Linked DNA regions of Homo sapiens: region 2 is linked to region 1. Evidence: chromatin contacts called from ENCODE Hi-C data. All regions are on one chromosome and are shown on one strand. The core of a region is the stretch at or near the end of the contact, and the rest is flanking DNA. Distances in the headings are between cores, read along the strand shown.

Evidence for each region. Hi-C counts contacts between places; a loop is a spot of excess contacts on that map. Pooled maps may share reads with other maps.
Region 2: a pooled map shows a loop between it and region 1 (12-fold over the local background). The contact joins the promoter of TOR1AIP1 here to the promoter of METTL13 in region 1. A Hi-C loop is called at or near these places in 3 of 50 pooled maps.

What each region holds. Positions count from the first base shown.
Region 1 is chr1:171,778,812-171,786,030 of GRCh38, forward strand. METTL13 (methyltransferase 13, eEF1A N-terminus and K55) reads left to right here and starts at 2,849. Exons shown (of 8, transcript NM_015935.5): 1 at 2,849-3,309; 2 at 4,929-5,688; 3 at 7,068-7,219. The coding sequence starts at 3,157. RefSeq lists enhancers at 2,538-2,832, 2,662-3,195.
Region 2 is chr1:179,879,284-179,886,502 of GRCh38, forward strand. TOR1AIP1 (torsin 1A interacting protein 1) reads left to right here and starts at 3,002. Exons shown (of 10, transcript NM_015602.4): 1 at 3,002-3,694; 2 at 5,409-5,486. The coding sequence starts at 3,220. It overlaps LOC139427322, which reads left to right and starts at 3,033. Exons shown (of 1, transcript NM_001436163.1): 1 at 3,033-3,110. The coding sequence starts at 3,033. The coding sequence ends at 3,110. RefSeq lists enhancers at 2,368-2,906, 2,819-2,928, 2,907-3,444, 2,949-3,708, 3,271-3,565 and 1 more.

The DNA of each region.
Region 1 (7,219 bases), core at 1,599-4,098:
AAGTATACTAATGATAACACATACCTATCAATTATATTTCATAGTTAAATCTTGAGAGAAATAAGCTTCAAATAAGTATTTTGAAAGGTTAATGCTAGGGTCTAATGTTACAATATATCTAAAATATTTCTGTGTTAATCTTACAATTTTAGAAAATCTCTAGTATGTTTAAGCTTAAAATGTTCTGGTTGTTATCACTTTTTTAGGCTCACAGAAGGGAGGCAGGCACAGATGGAAAAACGTAAGTTACTTACCCTTTTGGTCTGAAAAACACTGCAAACAGTAATCATACTTTTAGAGCATCAAATACGGGGCTGGAGCCTGGGCTGTGATAGAAATAACTTCGTCTTTTCTAATAACATGACCTTAACAGAACAGACAATGGAGACAGAGGGAAAAGCAGCAGCCAGAAATTCTTGTAAAGGTTCCAGAAGGTGAACCATGCTTTTTGGTTTTTCACCTATGTCATGCTGATATTAAGCAGTCAGATTATATAGTATTTTTGTCCCTTCCTCAGGGAAGCCTTCTCTGGTTACCCCTTAGATCAGTAGAGGTCACAAAGATATACTATCATGGAATGGTATGGTTCTCCTTCACAGCACTTATAACTCCCATTACAGACTATTTTTGTAATTGTTTAATGTGCCCTCCACGTGATTACCATGCTTACCACTGCATCCTTAGCTTCTACCACAGTGATTGGCCCCTATTAGACAATTAAAATATTTGTTGAACTGAATTGAATAAAGCTTTGGGGGGCACAGAGCAGCTGCTATGGTTTTTGTTTGTTTTTGTTGTTGTCGTTTTTGAGAGGGAGTCTCCTTCTGTTGGCCAGGATGGAGTGCGGTGGCGCAATCTCTTGGCTCACTGCAACCTCCGCCTCCCGGGTTCAAGCGATTCTCCTGCCTCAGCCTCCTGAGTAGCTGGGACCACAGGCACACACAACCACGCTCGGCTAATTTTTGTATTTTTATTAGAGACATGGTTTCACCATGTTGGCCAGGCTGATCTCAAACTCCTGATCTCAAGTGATCCGCCCGCCTCGGCCTACCAAAGTGGTAGGATTACAGGCGTGAGCCACCGCGCCTGGCTGCTATGCTGTTTTGCTTCTTTGGTATCGTGTAGCACATTCAGTACAAGTGATGTCCTCCGCTCTCAATAAGTGCTTCCTAAAGAACTCACATTTCACCCATTCAGAACCTTGCATGGTGTAGTAGCTGAAGTTACTACTTCAAGGACTCCTTCTCTTTATCTTGGGTAGAGAGGAACAATGTGAACTCAGCAAAGGGATCATGAAAACAGATTTTCTCTTATGTTACTTGTAGAAAGCTTTTAGATTTATCATTGAAAATTGCGAATTTTGAACCATATCCATTTTGACTTAATTGTATTTTAAAACAGTGGTTCTCAAAAAAGTGTGGTTCCGGGACCAACATCATCAGCATCGTGGGAACTTGTTAGAAACACAAATCCTTGGGCCTCACCACTGAACTAATGACTTAGAACAGGGGTTGGACTGGGGAATTCTGTGTTTTAACAAGTCCTCCAGGTGATTCTGACGCATGCCAGTTTGAGAATCACTTTTTTAAACCAATGTTTAAGTCCAATCTAACCTACTTAACTATTAACAGTCTACCTGGCTATCTACCTGTGGTAGTGTAGTATGTAACAGCCCACAGCACACATGCTCAATTCCAAGCCTATCTGCTCTCCGCAATCAGTATATTCCTCCTGCAATTTATCATGGTATGAAAGGCCCAGTGATACACATATTTGGTCATTTTCAAATAGTGCCTGCCAGCATAGTGGCTCACACCAGTCATCCCAGCACTTTGGTAGGGTGAGGCGAGATGATCATTTGAGCTCAGGAGTTTGAGAACAGCCCGGACAACATGGCGAAACCCCATTTCTACAAAAAAAAAAAAAAAATTAGCCAGCGGTAGTGGCGTGCTACTTGGGAGGCTGAGGTGGGAGGATCCCCTGACCCCTGGAAAGTGGAGACTGCAGTGAGCCATGACTGCACCACTGCACTCCAGTCTGGGCGACAGAGACAGACCCTGTCTGAAAAAAAAGTGCCCTTCACAGAAGCTTCCTCAGGGTATTAGCATGAGCATGTGAAAGTACAGTATGTTTATCAAACACATAAAATAAGCAGTTATAAATAACGTCAGAATAACACAAGGAGGCCAATTATCAAAATGAAAGGCTAGTTTTGCATGCTGTGCTTTGCGGAGAGAAGGAAGAGGGAGTTTTCATGTTATTACACTTTTGATAGCAGAATCCTATATTTTGGTGCAGAGGTGGCAAAATAAGGCGGGGGGTGCTGGTGCGCAGAAGCTGACAAGGTTAGAATGTGCAGCGTTTTTACGACGGACTGGCTTTACTCATTTCCTGCCTCACTTCTCTCCTATCTGTATAGGTTTTTCTTTTCGTCCTCCTCTACCAGTACGCTCCCGCCTGCCGCGCTCCGCCCTTGTGCGGCGCACGATCGGAGTCAGTGATTAAGCCGGCTCCAAGACAAAGCGGAGGCCGAGCCCAGGAAGCAAGCGCGCTCTCCGCCCCGCCTGGAGGGAGGGCCCAACCACAGCACAGCCGCGCTCACTCCTCACCCGGACGTGACCTAGTTCTCACAGAGGCCCGGCCTCTTCCGCCACAACTCCGGCCCGCGGTCCCGCCCCGTTCCGTGAATGGTCGGCCGGCCTCAGGTCAAAAAAGCGTTTAGGTGTCTGCGACGGAGCCTCCGGAGAAAGGCAAGCACGTCGCAGCCAATGAGGTGATAGAAACGCAAAGCAGCGACCAATGACTAGCTGAGTTGGGCTGGGCCGGCCGACGAATCACGAGGCTTCGCACCCGGATATGGTTATGGGCTCGGAAATCTAGTTCGGGAAAAGTGTGAGGGGCTCTTCACGTGGGGAAGGAACAGCAGGCGCGGAGGAGGGGGCAAGCGTGTGTGAGATTCAGTGGTCCATGCGTGCGTTTGTCGTGTAAGGGTCATTCCTGGGGTTTGGAGTGGGGGAACAAATCAATGTGGCTGTTTTTCCGTGGAAAGAATTCCCACTGCAGTGTCCCGGAGCCTGCGTGTGGTGGGCAAGCTCCTCAAATGGTATCTCACAGGGAATAGGGGAGTCTTGAAAACGCAGCTTCGGCAGTAGGAACATGAACCTCTTACCTAAAAGTTCCAGGGAGTTTGGCTCCGTTGACTATTGGGAGAAGTTCTTCCAGCAGCGAGGAAAGAAAGCTTTCGAGTGGTATGGAACCTACCTGGAACTGTGCGGGGTGCTACATAAATATATCAAGCCCAGGGAAAAGGTGAGGAGCGCGGGTTGGTAGCCCTTCGTACGTGCTCCGGAAGGTGGGAACTGGTAACAGGAATCTTGCACTTGGTGGACAGTGACAGGCGGGAGGACCCTAGTTGGACGCATATTTCAGCATTTCCTGCATTGTTCCTGCTAAAAGACAAACTAGAATATTCTTTCAGGCCGGGCGCAGTGGCTCACACCTGTAATCCGAACACTTTGGGAGACCGAGGTGGGAGGATCGCTTGAGCCCTGGAGTTAAAGACCAGCCTGGGGAACATGAGACCTCGTCTCTACAAAAAATGAAAAAATTAGCCGGGCGTGGTGGCGCGCATCTGTATTTCCAGCTACTCGGGAGGCTTAGGCGGGAGGATCGCTTGAGCCCAGGAGGTCGAGGCTGCAGTGAGCCATGATCACGCCACTGCACTCCAGCCTGGGTGACAGAGTGAGACCCTGTCTAAAAAAAAAAACATTTCTTTAAAGGTTTTCAGATAATAGACCTCCCACCCCAGCTCATTCTTGGATTAATAACCCTACTTGAAGAGTGACTTCCCATCTTGAAAGTATGTTCTTCTGTCACTGTGCATTCCTGTGCAACCTGCAGCAGGTGTGACTTTGTGTATGAATTTGTTTTTCAAATAGTCGTTGAGTGCGCCCCAAGTTTCAGGCACTGCTCAGTCCTTAAACTATAAGAGCATTAAGACGTAAACCCTGCACATGTTCCAGAAGTGAAACGTGATAAGTACAACAATGGGTTTGGTATAGGTGAGATTGTACTGGAGGTAGGGAAGGAGGAAGGTAGAAAACTTAACATTTGTGGGGAAGCTTTATGTGCCAAGCCTTATGTTGGGTGCTGTGTATGTGCATGTGCAATCTTTGAATTCTCATCATAAATTCAGGTGAGTGGCCATGCATACATTTTACAGATGAGGAAACTGAGGCCCCGAGAGCCACTTTTTTTTTTTTTTTTGCCCAAGATCATGTCCAGGTGGTCATGTGGGGATTTAAACTCAGGCCTGTCTGGCTCCAGAGCATATGCACATCTCTTTGTACCATGCTTTTCCAAAGATGGCAATATCAGAATTTCTAAGTTTGAATGGGAGATTGCTCCCTGGAGAGGGAGACAACAATCTGAATTTTAAGTTCGGCTTCAGAAGATAGCCAAATATCATGAGATGGAATCCGTGATGGAAGTAAGATTTGAATCCTCACAAAGTGTACTTTATTGTCTAAAGGAGCCAAAGGCATGAGTAGAGTGAGGAAATAGGGTTATTCCTGGCCTAGGATTTCAACTGTAACTCTATATTTGGATTCTCTGACTTCCTATTAATTCCTGAGTAATAAGTGCATGATTTAGAGAAAAGAACAGTTATGATTAATTTGTTTCTGCAACACAAAGCCCATTCTCATATAACCTGTATTGTAGCTGAATGTGGTTTTCACTAGCAAGTATATGTGGTGTTTCAAGATAGAGTCTAGCATCAACTCTACAATGTCGCTCTTTCTCTGGCAGTAGCGTCTCCACCTTCTGAAAATGTGACTCAGCCAAGGTGAGACTTGATTCCTTGAAGTACCTGAAGTACAGTCCTTTGCTTTGATTACCTCCCTCTTGTCTGTGAATTTTTTCTCCAGGTGCTGGTGATTGGGTGTGGCAACTCAGAACTGAGTGAGCAACTGTATGATGTGGGCTATCGGGATATAGTGAACATCGACATCAGTGAGGTTGTCATCAAGCAAATGAAGGAATGTAATGCCACCCGACGGCCCCAGATGAGCTTCTTGAAGATGGACATGACGCAGATGGAGTTTCCTGATGCCTCGTTCCAGGTGGTGTTGGACAAGGGCACCCTGGATGCTGTCCTGACAGATGAGGAAGAGAAGACCTTACAACAGGTGGACAGGATGCTGGCTGAGGTTGGCCGTGTCCTGCAGGTGGGCGGTCGCTATCTCTGCATCTCCCTGGCTCAGGCTCACATCCTGAAGAAAGCAGTGGGCCACTTCTCCCGGGAGGGGTGGATGGTGAGGGTGCACCAAGTGGCCAACAGCCAGGACCAGGTGTTGGAAGCAGAGCCTCAGTTCTCCTTGCCTGTCTTTGCCTTCATCATGACCAAGTTCAGGCCAGTCCCTGGCTCTGCCCTTCAGATCTTTGAGCTGTGTGCTCAGGAGCAGCGCAAGCCTGTGCGGCTGGAGAGTGCCGAGCGGCTGGCCGAGGCGGTGCAGGAGCGACAGCAGTATGCCTGGCTGTGCAGCCAGCTGCGCCGCAAGGCCAGGCTGGGGAGTGTGTCTCTGGACTTGTGCGATGGGGACACGGGGGAGCCACGCTACACCCTCCACGTGGTGGACAGCCCCACTGTGAAACCATCGCGGGACAATCATTTTGCGATTTTCATCAGTGAGTTGGGATTGCTCCCTCTCTTCCCTGGAGGGGCTGGCTTACAGGGGCTGGGGCTTGGGCTGGGGCTGGGGCTGAGGCTGGGCTGGGGCTTTGGTGGGATTCTGGACTGTTTTTTGTCTTGCAGGGGTTTGTACTTCCAGAGGATTAGACTACCCAAGGCATGATGAAAGGAGAGTAATAGCTCTCTAGCAACCTACTTGGAGTTGAGACCTATTCCTTTTCATCTGCCATTGCAAAGGCTTGATGAAGTGTGAGAATGGGGTTGGTAGGGAAGAGAGAGAATAGAGATAAATTTAGGAGGTCACATATGATATAGAGATGCTAGTTACTTTGTAGCATGGAGTAATGGAAGTAATGCTGGACTAGCAAGTCTAAGACATAGGTTCTAGTCCCAGCTGTAGCCTGTGAGCTGCAGGACCTGGGGAAGTTGCTGTGCTTCTCTGCAAAATTTGGAGAGGCAGCATAGGGTAGCAGCTAAAAAAGTGAGCTCTGGAACCAGACTGTTTGGGTTTCAGTTTTGGCTCAGTCATTTCCTGATGGTGTGACATTAGACAGGTTACTTTTCTTTCTCTGCCTTGATGGGATTGTAACTCTGGTGTAGTTGTGAGAAGTATAAAAGCTCTTAGAAATGGTACCTGGCCTTGGAAGTGCTGTGTAAATGTTAGCCATTATTACTGAAAGCAGTAAGTTATATCAGATTTATCTTAATAAGGATAAAAAAGATAGTAGGAGGAAGTGCTTTCAAAAGTGGAACATTGTAGACAAATGCAAAGTGTTTATGGTCTTGGTGTTACGGTAATTTGTTTCCTGGTGACTGAGCTAGTTTTTCAAGTATTCTATAATTCTGTCTGTCCATGTGTGGAAATAAATAGTGCAGTGAATACAAGCGTGGGTAGAGTCTGGGGCTAGACTGCCTGGGTTTGAGTCCCAGCTTCACCATTTACTTATTGTGCGAAGTTGGGCAAATAGTGTAACTTCTGTTTCTCAGTTTCCTCATATGTAAAAATGGGAATAATACTACTACCTGCATCTTGGACTGTTGGAGGATTCCATTAATATATATTTGTCAACAGCTTGGAGTCATGCCTGGCATGGCTTATTTGTGTTGGCATTACTGCTGTTTTTCTTGTGGTAGGTGTCTGCCTCCTTCCCCTACGGACATGCCCACACTTCTTCTCCACCCTTGGTCCTGCCTTATGTCTGATGGGCTGCTTTGCCCTAGATGTTGTGAACTAGAGAATTGTTAGCTCCTCAGTGGGTCACAGTTGGGGAAGATGCTGGTCTTGGACAGGGACTGGCTCCCTGCCGTTTGGGCCATATTGGTTGTGGGCTTGATCACTTTCCAGGACTCCCTGTAACCAAGTTCTTTTTTCTAGTCCCTCAGGGCCGGGAGACCGAGTGGCTCTTTGGCATGGATGAGGGCCGGAAACAGCTGGCGGCCAGTGCTGGCTTCAGGAGGTTGATTACAGTGGCCCTTCACCGAGGTCAGCAGTATGAAAGCATGGACCACATCCAAGCTGAGCTGTCG
Region 2 (7,219 bases), core at 1,752-4,251, 8.1 Mb after region 1:
AAATTAGCTGGGCATGGTGGCAGGCACCTGTAATCCCAGCTACTCGGGAGGCTGAGGCAGGAGGATCACTTGAACCTGGAGTTGGGGGAGGCTGCAGTAAGCCGAGATTGCACCACTGCACTCCAGCCTAGGCGAAAGAGCGAGACTCCGTCTCTAAATAAATAAATTAATTAAAAATGAAATAAAATAACTGATTTAGGAACCCAGTCTCAAGAGCACAGGATTTCCAGACCTAGCCCTAATAGTTAAGTGTGTGAATTAATGCCATTTAATCTGAATTGTAATTTTTCGTGTTTCTGTCGTTCCCAATAAATGACAAATTCCCTAAAGATAGTCTTCCTCATTGCTGGCACACGTTTGATAAGTAAATGAATTATTAAGTGTATTCTTTGTTTTAATCATTTCTTTTCTTACCGGTCTTCTTTTTTGGGTCACTGAATTCCTCCAGATTTCTCAAATTCCCAAAGTAACTTTAATATCCAGAGCTGAGGCATCCTTTTTTAGTGGCCCAGCGCATCCCTTATAATATTGGCTATGACTCTACTGTCACTGTAATGTCACCTCTTTTCAGCCACTCTTATAGTCTGGATAATAGCTACAGCAGAGTATCTAGTTTCATAACAGTTTAGCTTTGCCTCAGAGCTAGTGATGAAAGTTTCGTATCTGTAAGGTTTCTAGGTGAAGGAGGCAGTCACAGTAGAGGTAGGTTTCCTTATGCTTACAACCTAGATGAGAGGGAAAATCCGATGCATATATATATGTGTGTGTGTGTGTGTGTGTGTGTGTGTGTGTTAGCATTAAAGTTACCATACCTCTAATTTTACAGTAAGTGTCTCATTAATTTAGTTGAAAGGCCATTCCTAAGCCTTTACAAGCAGTTTTAATTACAAAATATGCATATTCTGATTATTCAATAATATGCAGAACCTCTCCTCTGATTGTTCAATATGTAGAATCTCTTGTCTCTTTTTTAATTTGTCCCTCAAACCTAAGTTTTACAAGCCTGTATCCAAGTTTTATAAGCTAGTATCCCAGTTTCTACATAGTCATCTGTCTTGGTAAAATGTTTCAAGGAGACTTTAATGTTCATAATATGAACTCAATATATTACTATAAAATTTATATTTAATAATTAAATCTATTAAGGAACTTATACTATTGTGTTACTAATGAGTAATGTAATAGCCACTTTAAAGAGAAAGCCCTGCTTAAAACATAAATAAAAGCCACGTATTACCATATCAATACTTTTGAGCATTTTGTTGGAAGAGTAAATCTAGCTAATTTCCGAAATATACCATCTAATCCAGACTGACAAGGAAGAGTATCCTTTTCATTTTTCCTTAAAAGACAAGAAGAAAGAAGAAAGAGAGACAGAAAAGAAAGAAAGAAGTCTCTCTTTTGTTACTGCAGTTTTTAAAAGCTATATTGTACATAAAGCTACAGTAAACTAAGCTCCTAACAGGCCAAACCTTATCTCACTCTAAAACTGTAATTCCTCCTGCCTGTGGCCAAATTTATGGACAATATTAGTAAAAACATAGTACACAGTCGGGCAGGGTGGCTCACGCCTGTAATCCCAGCACTTTGGGAGGCCGAGAGGCGGATCACGAGGTCAGGAGATCGAGACCATCCTGGCTAACACGGTGAAACCCTGTCTCTACTAAAAATACAAAAAAATTAGCCGGGCGTGGCGGCATGCGCCTGTAGTCCCAGCTGCTGGGGAGGCTGAAGCAGGAGAATGGCGTGAATCCGGGAGGCAGAGGTTGCAGTGAGCCGAGATCGCGCCACTGGACTCCAGCCTGGGTGACAGAGCAAGACTCCGTCTCAAAAAAAATAAAATAAAAATAAAAATAAAATAAAAACATAGTACACATTACGACTTAAGTAGTTGAAATTTGTGCCAAGTTTGAGCAACAAATGAGTTGCTCAAAAACATTTTAAGGTGATTACTTGGAAGAATAAACAAACACCTTCAAACTTTTCAGAATCGCTCATTGTAACTGGTATCCAAATTACAATTTTTTAAATCTATTCACTCCAATCATACAAAGCCCTACAAGCAGTTGTATATTTGAAGGCAATTTAAGCTTTCTTTCAATAATTATTCAGACTTTACACGAACTTAATCGACCTTCTCTGAATGTGTCTAAATTTGGTTAGGTATTTGCAGATTAGCCACATCTGTAAACATTTGTATAAGGAGGTGAAACAAATAGATTTTACCATGCTTTCTTATTCCATAAAGTCCATAAAGCATTCTAAATCAAATGTAGAGTATCACGTCACATCCAGAATAAAAGTAAAAATAATGGATCACAACTTAAAATTACAGTGCTGTCTTTAATTAAAAAACTTGTTCATTTCTCACTGTGCACAATGTAGCACTAACATGGTCTTCCGAACACTGCTGCTTGGTATAAAACCGAGAAATATTAAAGACCAGGAATAAGGTTATGTGTCCTATGGGTACATTTCGGAAAAGAAAATACATCCAACGAGTATGACTCTAGATAGGATTTTGTACACCCTCAACAAGTGACAAAATTCAAAACTAGGTAACCGCCCTCATAAGGTACTTGAAACTAAAATTTTTGCCACGAAAACATGGCATGTGCAAAAGTTCTCTCTCTGGCCATCACTCCTGCTAAGGACACTGGGAAGGACATGGTCAACGTAGCAGTCGATCAAAAAGATTCCAGGGAAACTGCGCAACAGCCTGGGGCCGAGAAGCGAAACTTGGGTCTTCTCCACCCTCGTCGCACTCCTTTTCCCCGAGACTTGGTACTGGGAGATAGGACGGGAGTCTCCTACACGCAGTCAACACTTGCCACGAGCGGCTAGACTTAGGACAGGCAAGTTGCCCTGCCATCCTTCTATCGCCCCCACCCCTCCTTTACTTAAGGGCGATGGCAGAGACGTCCTCCTCCCCCTTCTCCTCCTCTTTGGTGCCTCCAGCCAGGAGGCGGGAGCGATCCACAGCAGCTGACCCAGCTCAGGCACTGCCTCTCTCACAGCCCTCAAGACACACCATGGGCCCAGAGGCAGGTTTGCTACACAGCAGCGACGACGCAGGCGGCGGCCCCAGCGACTCGCAACTGCCTCCCTGACCACAGCGGCCACCGCCCAACACCCCCGAGAAGCCATCGCCACCACCGGCAGGAGAACCTAGGGTCCATAAAGCCATCTTCGCGATCGACTAAAGCTACGTCAACAACTATGGCGGGCGACGGGCGGCGGGCAGAGGCGGTGCGGGAAGGATGGGGTGTGTACGTCACCCCCAGGGCCCCCATCCGAGAGGGAAGGGGCCGGCTCGCCCCTCAAAATGGCGGCAGCAGCGATGCGCCTGCGTACAGAACTCCTCCGTCGCGCCAGGGCCGGCGGGAAGTGAGGTTCTCGGACGAGCCGCCAGAAGTGTACGGCGACTTCGAGCCCCTGGTGGCCAAAGAAAGGTCCCCGGTGGGAAAACGAACCCGGCTAGAAGAGTTCCGGTCCGATTCTGCGAAAGAGGAAGTGAGAGAAAGCGCGTACTACCTTCGGTCTAGGCAGCGGAGGCAGCCGCGACCCCAGGAAACCGAGGAAATGAAGACGCGAAGGACTACCCGCCTTCAGCAGCAGCACTCAGAGCAGCCTCCGCTACAGCCGTCTCCTGTTATGACCAGGAGAGGGCTGCGGGACTCTCATTCCTCTGAAGGTGAGGACCGCGGAGGTAACAGTCCCAGCCGCGAGCCAGGGAACGCGCGGGGGCGGGCGCGCGCCTCGGTGGAGCTCATGCCCGCCTGGGTACTAAGTACTGGGATTGGCTAAAGGGTATTCCTCAGCCCCCTCTGGACTTGTGCCGCCGTGCAAGGGCCACCCTGACCCGCAGCGGGGAAGGAAGCGCCGACCGGAGGAGTGGAAAGATGGTCGTGTGGAGCGACCCGGGCAGGGCTGGGGCGCTCTGCCCAACATCGGGCATCAATTTAGGGGAGTCAGAGCTGCCTTTTTCTGCAGGCCTTCACGAGGGGACAGCGAATTACTGCAGGGTCGGTTTCATTTCGGTTCCCTCTACCCTGCGGATGTTTCTACAGAAACCACTTCCATTTCCTTCTTTAACGCTCGCGGGCCAGAGTCCCCAGCTGAGGATCTAACCTTTCAGTCTTTTTCCCTCCTCACCCAGGTGGGCAGAGAGGAAGGAGAAATTTTGTGAGTGGGCATTTCGAGGGATTGCTGAGTTTAGTGAATTGATTTGAGACCTCACCCAATACTTTCACCGAAATGGGGTAACTCATTTTTCCTGAACTGATGTTCCCCAGTGTTTGATAACTTGAGCTGATTGCTGTTTCTCCAGTGTGGTGGTCCCTGCCAAAAATCTGCCACTTTGGTGGCCGTCACTGTAACCTCAAGTAGTCTGGCAAATCAGACTGACAAAGTAACCTGAAAAACAAGACTATTAATTAGAGTTTTCGTCTAAATGGACAAAAGGGATGCTGACAAAGTGAGTGTATAGTGTTAGGTAAGTCATAGGTGAATCAGTTTCCTTAATCTATCCTCTCCCACCCTGCCCCCCCCATTTTAGGACCTAACACTGAGTCACAGATGAAGTTTCATGTTAATCCCATGTAAGGCACCTGTGAGGTAAAAATCAGCGGACCTGAGTCACAATGGGATGACATAGTTTGTGGTAGACTATTGATAGGCGGAGGAGTGGGTTTTCAGCTTAGAGCACGGTGATAGGCTGCAAGTTTACCTGCTGACTCGTGAAGGTACTGACAGATTTGAAGACTTGATTTTGGAAACTTTATGTTAAAGTTATGTCAGTTATTTTTGGGTGTAGCAACTGAAGACAGTTTAGCCCATATATGTGTTAGTTTTATCTCTTTTAAGATTACAAAGTTTTTGCAGACAAGGAGCCTATAATATATTTGATAGTAATTTAAGTACTTGGTTTAATTCAGTATTTTTCAGTACCTGGAAGAATGCTTTGTACATGGTAGGCAAAAAATATGTTACATTGTATTGAGTTCCACAGAGCCTAGTGCAGTTATACAGGCTAACTTTTTTTTAACAAGTAAAGAATTTACCCCTATTTTATTAAATCTTTAAGGATCTAAACATTTTTCACTCTTCTGCTTTCTTCCACATCATTTGTGACTCTCTACCCCATCTTTTTGATTTTCTGAAGTAATATATTTTTGTAAAACAACAATGGCAAATATTATTATATTCTGTTGAATTCATTGTATTCTGTCTCAAGAGGAGTTCTGACTGGTATATTTCCTAAGTTTTGGTAAACCTAACCACCTGTTTCTAAAGAAACGAATTTCTTGAATTTTTGCTTATGTATTGTTACAAAAATGCATAATCTGTGCCATGATCTCCCAGGTCATATATTCTGAATTTTAACTCTTGTTATGTCTGTTTTTTAGAGGATGAAGCATCTTCCCAAACTGATTTAAGCCAAACGATCTCAAAGAAAACTGTCAGGAGCATACAAGAGGCTCCAGGTAAGAATAGTTAACTTTTTGTTTTTCTCCTTACCTACCAACTTTTTAAATGTTCATTGAATTAAACAATGTAAGTATGTGTAAAGAAAAGACAAGGGCAGACACGTGAGTACTCAAGAGTACCAGCCACCCATATAACCTTGTAAGATAGGTATTATACCAATTTCATAGAAGAGAAAACTGAAACACAGAGAAGCTAAGACAATTCTGTAAGATCACATATGTGACTGAGCCAAAATTCAAACCCAGGTTTGTCTTCTCCAGAGCCCTTTTACTTTCCCCCCAAGTGCCTCACTATCATTCTCTCATGTCATAACTAGCTACTCAGTAAAATTTGTTCAATGTCAAATGAATGAATATGTTATACTGCCCTGTGTTTAAAATGGATTAACTTTTCTTCATGGTAAAATCTTGACACAGTGTGATCAGTCTTTTCAGTTTAATACTGTGGTTTATCAAATCTTAAGATGCTATCGACTATAAGAAACACCATCATTGTTTTATGTACCACCTAGCAAGGGAAAATGCTGCCAATTTTTTGGTAATTTGTAGTAATATGCCATAATTATATGATGCATCCCAATTTCAAAGATGTTAAAGTGTTTAAAAAAATTGTCAGAATCAATGTAACATGGAAGTAGGCTACATTTAATAGTTCACTTAAGTTTTAAAAGCTGATTAAAATATTTTAAAAAGCTGGAGAAGGGATCAAGTCCAGTTATTAATGCTTTGGGTTTTAGTTCCATTTAATTTTCAATTTGCTTTTTTTGATATTAGGAAAGTCTCACAATAATAAACAATCATAGCTGTTAAAACTGATAATCCTTGGTTTTTAGTACCCAGATCCTGACTTATTTACCTGTTTCTAATAAGATTATGCTTTATAATGTGAGCTATTGTATTCTAAACTTAGAATAAGTATGTCTGGTTCAAGTTGAGTTTCAAATAAAAACACCTTCATGCTAATTTTTTTTTCTTTTTTCTTTTTTGAGACAAAGTCTCGCTCTGTTGCTCAGGCTGGAGTGCAGTGGTGCCATCTCCACTCACTGCAACCTCCACCTCCCAGGTTCAAACAATTCTCCTGCCATAGCCTCCTGAGTAGCTGGGATTACAGGCGCCTGACACCACACCTGGCTAATTTTTGTATTTTTAGTAGACATAGGTTTTCACCATGTTGGCCAAGCTGGTCTCGAACTCCTGACCTCAGGTGATCCACCCGCCTTGGCCTCTCAAAGTGCTGGGATTATAGGCATCAGCCACCACGCCTGGCCTGTCCTATATTCCTTGAATAGTCTATGTTACTGTGTTAAGATTATAAACTATCTTAGAAAAATGCTTTGAATAATGATGATATAATCAGATTTTCTGGGCCATTTTGGAAAACCATAATCTTGAATTTATTTGCAGTAGATTTTATTGTATACCTGGGAAAGCAAAAATGTCTAATTTTAAATCTAGAGTAATTTATAAAAATTATGGAGTTAAGTAAATTGGTATAATGAAGACTACTGAGTGCTAGCCTCCGGACCATTATAAAACTATTAAGTAATAGAATGTCTTGAATAGTCTTTTTGGAGTTTATATTAGGCTCATATTTAAGAACTGCTAATGAGGTACACCATGGCTGCATGAGGTTGTGGCAAGAGCATTGGACCTCAGTGAAGTTACTCACTCATCTTGAGCCTTAGGCCTTTACCTGTGTTATTTGCCCTGCATAACTCACAGGGCCTCTG